Regions from separate parts of the Mus musculus genome. Here region 2 is linked to region 1. Evidence: chromatin loops called from intact Hi-C (ENCODE). Cell type or tissue: heart. All regions are shown on one strand.

Evidence for each region. Peaks named below come from ENCODE experiments on the same cell type or tissue, not always from the same donor. Only the 100,000 strongest peaks of a DNase experiment are listed, where the experiment ranks them.
Region 2: it touches region 1 in a loop (1.9-fold over the local background); 1 of 42 quality-filtered maps calls a loop at or near these places.

What each region holds. Positions count from the first base shown.
Region 1 is chr15:51,874,915-51,879,914 of GRCm38, reverse strand. Utp23 (UTP23 small subunit processome component) reads right to left here and starts at 2,474. Exons shown (of 3, transcript NM_030132.5): 1 at 2,205-2,474. The coding sequence starts at 2,392. In heart, a CTCF peak has its summit at 2,499; a DNase peak (open chromatin) is centred at 2,484; H3K4me3 peaks cover 1,594 bases; H3K27ac peaks cover 1,022 bases.
Region 2 is chr15:51,805,075-51,810,074 of GRCm38, reverse strand. The region is part of intron 2 of Eif3h (eukaryotic translation initiation factor 3, subunit H); the gene reads left to right. Among named protein-coding and RNA genes, the nearest start is that of Gm41320, 33 kb to the right of the region's middle. In heart, no CTCF peak of the experiment used is centred here; no DNase peak of the experiment used is centred here.

The DNA.
Region 1 (5,000 bases):
AGACGGGGACAACAAGAATGGGCTTTCTGGGACCAGCAAATGCTGGGTATCAGGGTCTTCAATCTTGTGTTGGTTGACAAATTCCCAAAGTAGCTGGGTGGTGGTTGTGCACACCTTTAATCTCAGCACCTGGGAGGCAGAGGCAGAGAGAGGGGCAGAGGGGCAGAGGGGCAGAAGCAGAAAGAAGCAGAGGCAGGTGATCTCTGAGTTTGAGGCCAGCCTGGTCTATAGAGCATGTTTCAGAACAGCCAGGGCTACACAGAGAAATCTTGTATAAAACAAACAAACAAAAAACCAAAACAACAACAACAAAAAACCAACCAACTAAACAAACAAAATCCCAAACCACAAAAAAAACAAAAATTCCCAAAGTTAAGTGGTTGTTGTCCTTTCTCTTCTTCCTCCTTGAGAATGGCTCTTGCCAGGCCTTCTTCAAACTCATGGTACTCCTCCTGACTCAGCCTTGCAGAGTATTTGTATCACAGGTGTAACCTCCCTTGAGTGACTCCGTAGTTGAAGTCCTTGGGGAACTATGACATGTACATGTAGTACTTCCCGCCTGGTTGTATCACAGCACGGGACTGTTAGTATTGGTATGGCACGTGGGAGGAAACAAACTACTTACATTCAGAAGCAGCTAATCCAGGGACAGAGGCTGTTAAAAGCTGTACAGGCAGCTCCTAAGGCTAAAGGGATCATATTTAAAAGTTTGTGTGTGTTGGGCTGGGTGATGGTGGTGCCACACACCTTTAATCCCAGATTTCAGAAGGCAGAGGCAGGAGAATCTCTGAGTTCAAGGCCATCCTGATATACAAAGTGAGTTCCAGGGCAGCCAGGGATACACAGGGAAACCCTGTTTTGAAACCATCACCTAGACTCCAAAAAAAAAAAAAATTTTTTTTATGTATATGTGGGTGGTTAGCTGTAGAGGCCAGAAGAGGGTGTTGGAGCCCCTGGAGCTGGAGTTACAAGCAGTTGTGAGACCCCTGACAGTGATGCTAGGAACCATCTCAGGTCCTCTGGAAGGGCAGGAAGCATGCTTAACAACTGAGCCATCTTTCCAGCCTGAGATTAAAACTTTGAGGTTATCTGCAACTCGGAAAGAGCATTACTTAAGAAATTCTAAATGTGGAAGGCTGTTTACTGCAAAGTAGAACATGAACAGCACACGTCACGGCTTGACTCGGACAAATGTATAAAGAACACCTTAACTGGCTATTTGTAAGCTGTAGTTGAACTCAATTTATTTACTTAAATAAATATTCCACAAAAACTACTAAAATTCTTATTCATGGTCTAGCTTCAGTTTACCTTTTCCCTATTTTCATGTCCCATAATATTAGATATAATATATATCTTCAAGTCCCAAAATTAAATATGGTTCAGGCATCAACCAATTCTATTTGTTCAAAAGTTCTCTAAAACAATAACATTACTATTTCTATCATTGAAAACAGACATTTCCTCCTCAGTTCTAAACAAGCCTCAGAGGGGGTCGAACATCGATTCTATGAGACCTTTTAAAATAACCCCCACCCGCACCCCCCACGCCCACCCCTCTCACACACTCCTGCTCCCGGGTGTGCTACCCTAGGTGTGCTCTCTTACATGAAGTGAGGAGGCACAGATGTGGAGTGAAAAACAGCCATCAGGAGTTGACTTTACAGCCCATGAAGGCTAAGGCTAGGCCTTCGTCTTGCCCACTAAGGTGTCCTCAGGGTCTGGAGCAGTGATTGCCATTTGGTTGGTACTTTAAAAATGGCCTTGGGTAAAGTTTTTAATATCTCCAGCCTTGACTTCTTTTCCTAGGAATTGAAGATAAAACCTCACTGGCAGTTGGAAGGCTTGAAAACCTTTGGGTTATAAGTAACAACCGCCACAGAATGGGTGTTAGCTTTTGGATGTTGAGAAATGTCCAATGTAAATGATACCTCACGTGACTTTATATCAACTTTGAAGAAGTTATGCTCTCTACAGCTACACCATTTCTTGCCTGAGACCACACAGCTGGTTTTAATTGGAACCAGAAGTCCAAGTCAGGTCCACATGTTACCTGTTCTGATTTTTCTCAGAAATAACTGAATATTCACAAGGCACAGTACCATCTGCCTGACTTTTCGGTCAGTCGCGGCCCAAGGTAACCGACTTGGTTGGCACCGTGGAGAACTCTGGGCCACACCCGCGACCCCGCCCCGCAGACCCACCTCGTGGTGCACAGCTGGGTCTCTCCCATAAGGTAGCGGGGCAGCTGGTCCCGCAGCTGGATGCGACCCCGCAGCGCCGCCTGGCAGAAAGTGCCATCCAGAAGGATCTGGTAGGGCTCGCGGACTCCGAAATTGTTGCGGAAAAAGCCGAGATGCTTCTTGGCGTGTTTCTGCCTGGTGATCTTCATGCCTGTTTAAGCCACCGGACTCACCGGCACCAGCCTCACTTCCGCACTCCTAGAAATTTGTATTTCCCGGAACGAAGCCCCTTCGACCCGGAAGTACACTCCCTTATTTCCACAGCCCGCCTCTCGGATTCTGTAGTTCGCAAAGGAACGACCACTCCCACTTCCTAGCGCGAGCTTTAGGGGGCGGAGCTTTCTGTGCAGAGGAGCCTCGGAGTGCGCAAATTGGCGCAGGTTGGCACATGCACACTCGCGAGCTGGACTAATAGTCCTTGCTTTGTGTAGCTCTTTGCCTGACACTTAGGAAGTCTCTAAAAGACTAGTAATATGAAAATAACTAATTATGGTACCATTGACCCAGGCACTTTGTAACTTGCCATTCACTATGTATCATTCCCAAGAATGTTTTTAGTTTCCAAGTGAAGAAAATGAGCCAAGGTTGGACGACCTTAACTTGGGAGGTTTTGCTGGTCTTCAAGGAAGCAAAGGGCACGTGGTTCCTAAGCGTCTGGAGCTCACACTGACTCCTTGATGTTCACGGGTATTTTACAACACCTTACGAATGAACTGATTCTATGGTAAAAAGGTGTTACCCAAATTGACAGCACAGTCTCTAACTCATCCTGGAGAACCCAATTGACATAAATTTGCTGGTTGTGGTGGCGTACACATCTTTAATCCCAGGAGGCAGAGGCAAGAAGGTTTCTGAGTTCCAGGACAGCCTGATCTTCATAGTGAGTTCCAAAGCAGCCAGAGTTACACATTGAGATCTTCTCTTGGAAAACAAATAAACTAAACAGCCAAATTAATATTTAAAAAAAGGATTTCCATAGTGTGGCCAAACGGAGGTGCCAGTCATTATGACAGTCAATCTCTGAGGTCCTGAAGTGAAATTAAAGTGTACATAGGTAGCCAGGGACATGAATATCTAACTCATTGGTTCTCAACCTGCCTAATATAGCCCTTTAATATATTTCCTCAAGTGTGGTGTGTGTCAATCATAAAATCAATTTCATTGCTACTTCATAACTGTAACATTGTTGCTGCTATGATTCATAATGCCAATATCTGCGTTTTCTGATGGTATTAGGAGACCCTGTGAAAGAGTCTTTTGAACCTCAAGGGCTCAGGACCCACAGGTTGAGAAATGCTGAATTCTAACCAACCTTGGTTAATATGTGGCACTGTCCATCATTTTTTAAGACTTTGGTCCTACCCTGGAAGGTGTTCTAAGAAGGCATTAAGACTGGGAAATCTCTTTCCCAGAAGACAAATTAAATTCCCTCTTGGTGTCAGGCTCTGCGTCTTTTCCTTCTTCCAGCATGAAATTGCCATTTCTTAGGGTCAGTTGTTTCAATTTGAGGGACACGAAAGAATATCTTCAAGTTCTGCTGGGCCAGTTACAGAGCCATTATTTGTATCTTCTCATCCCAAAGCCAAGCCTGAGTGCCTCAGTGTTTTAGGAGAATTTCCAAGAGTTTCATTTCCCGAAAGTTTGTTGAGTTGGAGGCCTGATCTCAATTTCATAGACGTTTTTCTGTCCGGAGTTTCTAACATAGGAAAAATACATACTGGGTTAAAATTGAAAGACACACACACACACACACACACACACACACACACACCCCTAATTTAAATACTTTCGAAGTTACTTAACCAATTTAGTTAAATGAAGACAATGAATAAGGAGTTTTCAAATTTGATTAACTGTGTAGGGTATCCACTCTAAGGTAAAAGAATCAAAGACTGGAGAGTATGGAGTTTGCATTTTTGTCTCTGGCTGGAATCTGTCCCAGATCTAGTCTTGGCCAATTTGGCCAAAGATTGAAGGAACTTTTTTTTTTTAATGACTTATAATGTGATTGAAATGTATTGCTTGCATTTGGCCCTTTATTTCAATTTATAGGTTTATGGAATTGAACTAAGGTACTCTATAAAGTCAGTCCTGACCTGAAACCCAGTACTACCATGAGATGGCTGCTTTCATTTAATGGAAAATAAAATTAGGGGTTTGAAATCATGAGATGCTGTAGAAGGGCTGGTTTCATAGTCCTTAAGCATAATTGTCAGTATTTTCTACTTTAATCCTTCCTTTATCCCTGTATGCACACTCTCTGCCCTGAATGGACTCTCATGACAAAGAAATATCATCCCAACCTCGTAAAACAATTAAAAGCTTTAAAAACAAAAAACAAAAAAAAAAGACTTTCTTTCTACCTAGATCTAACTTCTAGTCACTTTTTAGTTCTAAAAAGATATGGGATGCCACTAAAAATTTGAATCATATTCTAGGGTGTTTTGTTGTTGTTGTTATTGTTTTTTATTTTAATTTGCGGAACTACATCATAGTCTTTTCCAAGTTCTATGTTTGACTGCCAATTTGCACACTTATCCTTCTTACCAAGTACAAGAGAGCCTTGTAACAGTGATCATCAAGTTTGGAATCATTTTCTATTGACTTAAAAACCAAAACAAAACATTGTCCCTGGGTATGTAGGGAAAGCCTTAGGGCGCTTGCTTAAGATAGCCATTTCTATAGCAGCTTGAAGTTCTGAGACTCTCCCAGGTGGCACCTGAAATATGCATAGTAATGAACTCTACATAGGCTGTG
Region 2 (5,000 bases), 70 kb after region 1:
TTTATGAGCTTCAGGTTCTATAAAGACAAGTCTCACTAGTGACTTAGACGTCTGTGTAAAAACGCTACAGGTTAAGATGAGTATGCTGTTTGGTGGCGAGACTGTAGGTCTACATACACCTACATGTACATCCATGCAGCAGAATAAGAAACTCTTTCACATTTCTCCTAGAAGCTGTTCTCTCAAACTCTGCCCGGCATGTTTCTCACACGTGGGTGGACCCCAGCCTCTGCATTCTGGGCCCTCACTACAACCAGCCCTAGTATCCCAGCTCTGGTCTTAGCACTTGCCAGGAGGTGTGGGTTCTTCCCTGTCTACCACAGGAAACACTCATCTGGATCCTGTCCCTTCGGCTTGTCTGTGTTTCCTTCCTGATCTCAGCTGGAGGAAAGGAAGAATTGTCCTGCTGAGTCTCCTGCTGACAGCTGGTATTTTCTCTGAACCTTTTGGCCCGTCTTTCATGTCTTCCATAAAGGCATCTCTTTGGTGCTCTGTGCTGATCTGTGCTACTCTATAGCTGTCCACCAACTGGAACGCTTACTGCCTTACCCCTAGGCTCCATCCTGCCTCATGCCCACAGGGATCAGCCTTGTTCTTAAAACCTGTGAACCTCTTTTGGATCTTAAGCTTCTCTTTGAGAATTTTGGTGAGAGCTTTAAGTCCTCTTTTATGAACATCATATGCGTGTGATTTTTACCTGCCTTGGGTTGGGTACTGCCTTTTAAACCGTATCTAAACAGGAAATGAAGAATGATGTTGCCGGGCAGTGGTGGCGCACGCCTAGCACTTGGGAGGCAGAGGCAGGCAGATTTCTGAGTTCCAGGACAGCCACGGCCACACAGAGAAACCCTGTCTCAAAACAAACAAACAAACAAACAAACAAACAAACAAACAAAAAGAACCGTGATGTTTAAGTAAGCCACGCATTCTTACCTTCAGAGCTATTGTAAGTTGGCCTGAAAGATTTCTATGTGGCCATTTCTCAGCATGAGGCTCTGTGATCTCTATTCCATTAAATCTTTGGAAGAAACACAGTGCGCATGGGAGGAGGTGGCAGGTGAGTCGTGGGACTGTGATTATGAAGACATGACACCTTTCTTATGGAAGGAGCCCCGAGGAGATGATCTTCTCTCTTCCTAGTTTGACAACAGCACTGCTACTTTGCACGTTTCCCAGCGTCTTTCTCTTCATACTGCAGCTGAGGAAGCTCATTGTAGTCAGTAGTCATTTTCTTCATACTTAGTGGGGTTTGTTTGTTTCCTTCCAAGTCAGGGCTCTGTGTCATGGAACCTGCTCAGTTTGTCTTTGAACTCAGAGATCTGCCTGCCTCTTCCTCCTGAGTGCTGGGATTAAAGGATTGTGCCACCACTGCCTGGCCAAATCTAGTGTTTTTAATACTGACTTTAAAATACAAATGTTAATATTTAAGGGAAAACTGAACTTACCTGTGGACAGTTAGGGTTGTAGGAATGGAACATGGCTCTTCAGCAAAACACAGTGCATTTGCTTTCAGTCACCTCATGGACAGGGGCTCATTTCCTCTGTCTTAAAATGGAATCAGGAGATAGAAACCTGTATAGTACAATGTAATTATATTGTTACATGCACAGTAATAATAGAACATTCAAGGTTACCTAGTCCTGAAATCTAATTTCTGTAGCTTGTCTCTCTTTTTATTGAATCTGTTCTTTATTGTACAGAATATAATTAGCTTATAATCTTAGTACCTACAAGTATTTTTCCTTTTGTAATCTTTCTCATGGTAGATTGTATTCTGGCCACATTCATATTTATACTTGTAAGTTTAGTTTCATGAGATGAATGTTAATGAAGTCATACTCTGTCTCTTCTGGTCAGGTACAGTCAGTCTCCTTTGTCTTCTCATTTTCTGTAATCTCAAAGTAGAAATGATATGTCAGGACTTTATTCAATGTTTGAGCATCAAATTAAACAAACCCAATTTTCCAAAACATTTGATTTTGAGCCAAGGTAAGTGCTGTTTCCTTGAGATTCTAGGTATTTCTGAGCACTGGGTGATGGGAACAAGCTCTTTATTTCTTCATGAGGTGATGTGTCATATCAGACTTGGAATTAATTATCCTATTTAACCCTCTCTAATACTCCAGGAAGGAGAGTGCCCCCTCTCTGTTAATAGTGCTAACAAAATAATCAGATGGAAATGATAGTAAACAATTAAGAAGGCAAACCTCTTTGATCTTTCTCCATGGCAGAGACAGTAGCATTGCTGGTTCAGGCATTTCTTTATGACGGTTCCTTTTAGGCCGCAGGCATAACCGGTGGTTTCCGTACCGGTGTTTGTATCCGAACAGATTCCTAGTCTACGTTGGTTCACTTTGCCTCTCAAATGAACGTTTCCCATGCCATTAATCTCCCCGTCAGTGTTTCAATGATTTTAGCTGTGTTAAAAATGACTTCTCATCCAAGTGCATTTGACTGTAAACTGAGTAAAGGTGTGGTAGGCTGATGGCTCAATGTTCGTGCACCGAAGAAGAAGCTGGAAGCACATTGCAGGCTGGGAGTGATGGTCACTCTAGACTACCTGTTTCTACCTGTTTCTGGCAGAGTCGGTTCAGCAGAGGGTCAGTTTGCATTTGGAGGTTTGTCTTCTAAAAGTGCTGTCAGTACCATGCTTTTGGAAGTTGAAATCATTATTTTCTACTTGGTGAAGTTAAGCTACTAAAAGACAAATTGTGTGCTATCTATCATCAGTTCCCGAGTAAGGAAGACACTTTCCAGAAGATACCACCATGGCTTTCAGGCCCCTAGTTCAGACCGTGCTTCCAGCTAAGGTCAGTGATTCTATGAGTCACTTGACACCAACCTTCTGTAATCTGCAAGCAGTCCTAGGTCATCATTAGCTTTCTTTTGAATATTTAGTATGTTCGGCATTGGTGTGTCTCACTCTGGTTTTTTGATTTGCTTTTTGAATTGGAGACTGAAGTTGATGCACAGATCCATATAGGAGAAACTTTGATTCAGTTTGACAGTCGTTCCTTCTCATATATATCCCCACCCTCAGTACACTATTTTTATTGTTTTGAAAAGTACTCATGACCCCATTCTCTCCTTGCACATTAAAAAAAAAATCCAGAGTTATAGCATTGTCAAGTCAAGATATTATTTATTGTAGAAATAAGAGTCCATTTTTTAAAACTACACAATCGTTTTTATTGAAGCTACATGTGGAAACTATATTTAGGGCTAGATACTAAAGAAAATCTCGTCTACTTGAGATATTTTGAGGTATTTCTCTCTTATTGGACAATGTAAATGATAGCACTTCCCGTCTTGTTTTGATAGCTGGAATGCCAAGAACCAGAAGTTACCCGTGCTGAGTCACTCTGCTCACTCCTAATTCCTGTGTTCTCTTCGCTAATGCATACTTTTCCTGACCTGATATGACTGGTTATTTTATATAATTTAGCAAAAGCTACTTCATACCCTTTGTAGATTGGGGTAGGGCATAAACACACAGACAGTTTTCTGATAATTGTTGCCTTTTTTAGTAGATTATCAACACTCCATTCCTTCAGAGTATTTGTAGCATCTCGTTTTTTTTCATCAACTACATTTTCTTTTTCTTTTTTTTAAAATATTTTTTATTACGTATTTTCCTCAATTACATTTCCAGTGCTATCCCAAAAGTCCCCCATATCCTCCCCCCCACTCCCCTACCCACCCACTCCCAAGCATCTCGTTTTATAATCACACTAACCTTGTAGAAGTGCCTCCTAGATGGCTGTAAATATGAAAGAGATATTTTCTGCCTTACGAAAGGGCCTTATGAAGTATTTTGTCCACACCCAGGATTCTCAACTGCTTTGCCTGGCATATACTATGCTGGAATGGTCAGAAAGTCATTTTGTGGCAGTTTTTCATGTAGTAAAGAGTCTGTCTCTGATCCCATGCAGGTAAATTAATTTGAGATACACAAGTGTCAGATGACACACAGTTAACTTCCCAATAGATTTCCTAGCTGTATTTTAAGATTTAAGCTGTATTTTAAGATCCTGATTAAGAAGACAGGACGAAGATCTGCTATTCTCTTACTTTCTTCTGTTTTATGGGCAACTCCTTAAACCATAAAGGTTCCTTATACCAGCACCACCCCCCAAATATTCCATTAATTGTCAAAAGCTCTTAATAGTTTAAAAAAAATAAACTAGTGACCACCCTCTTGCCTTACTTCTAGTTCCTTGTCCCCAGCCTGACATTCAAAAGAAATTATTTTGCCAGAATTCATATTTAGTTGAAGGACTATATCTAACCAATCAGGACAAAGGCAATATTTTGCCATTTCTTTTAAATAGGACAGTGTAGTTTCTAGGTAAAGAATAACTTATATTGGACACTTTATTGTGAAAAATTGAGCCATTACCAAAATTCAAAGCCGTCCCAGGAGTGGCATTACTAACAGATGTGTTAATTGAAACAAGGGATGAATGCATGATACAGACGGGGTGAAGAGAGTATGGAACTTTTGAGAAATCTGTGTATTCCATAATTCTCTCCACCCAAAGTAGACTGTATTTAATTCTTTTTTCAAATGCACATTCTGTTTGCTTAAATCTACATCTGCTACTAGCTTTGAACATTGCCCGGAACGTATGTGCGGCTTGGCAGCGAGTCTCACTATGAAAAAGCAAGTACAGAATAAAGTTTGTCTTGCTAAATCGTCACAGACTGAGTGCTCCTTGACATCCCATGGAGCTGCGGGGAAAGAGACTTGTGATTGTTTTCTTTAACGTCCTCTCCTGGCCATAGTGCCTGAACAGATAGGAGAGTTTTATATATTACACTTTGACAATATGAAAATGTCTGTTGAAATCATTAGTTTGTTTCAGGGCCATTGTGTGATTTTGCTTGTTCTTAAGGCCATTTGCATCTTCTGATTGGGTTTTCCCCTTTGCTGTGAAGTGTGTGCTCTATCACTATGTCTGCCTGCTTGCTTGATCTGAGCCAGCATTTAATGACAACTC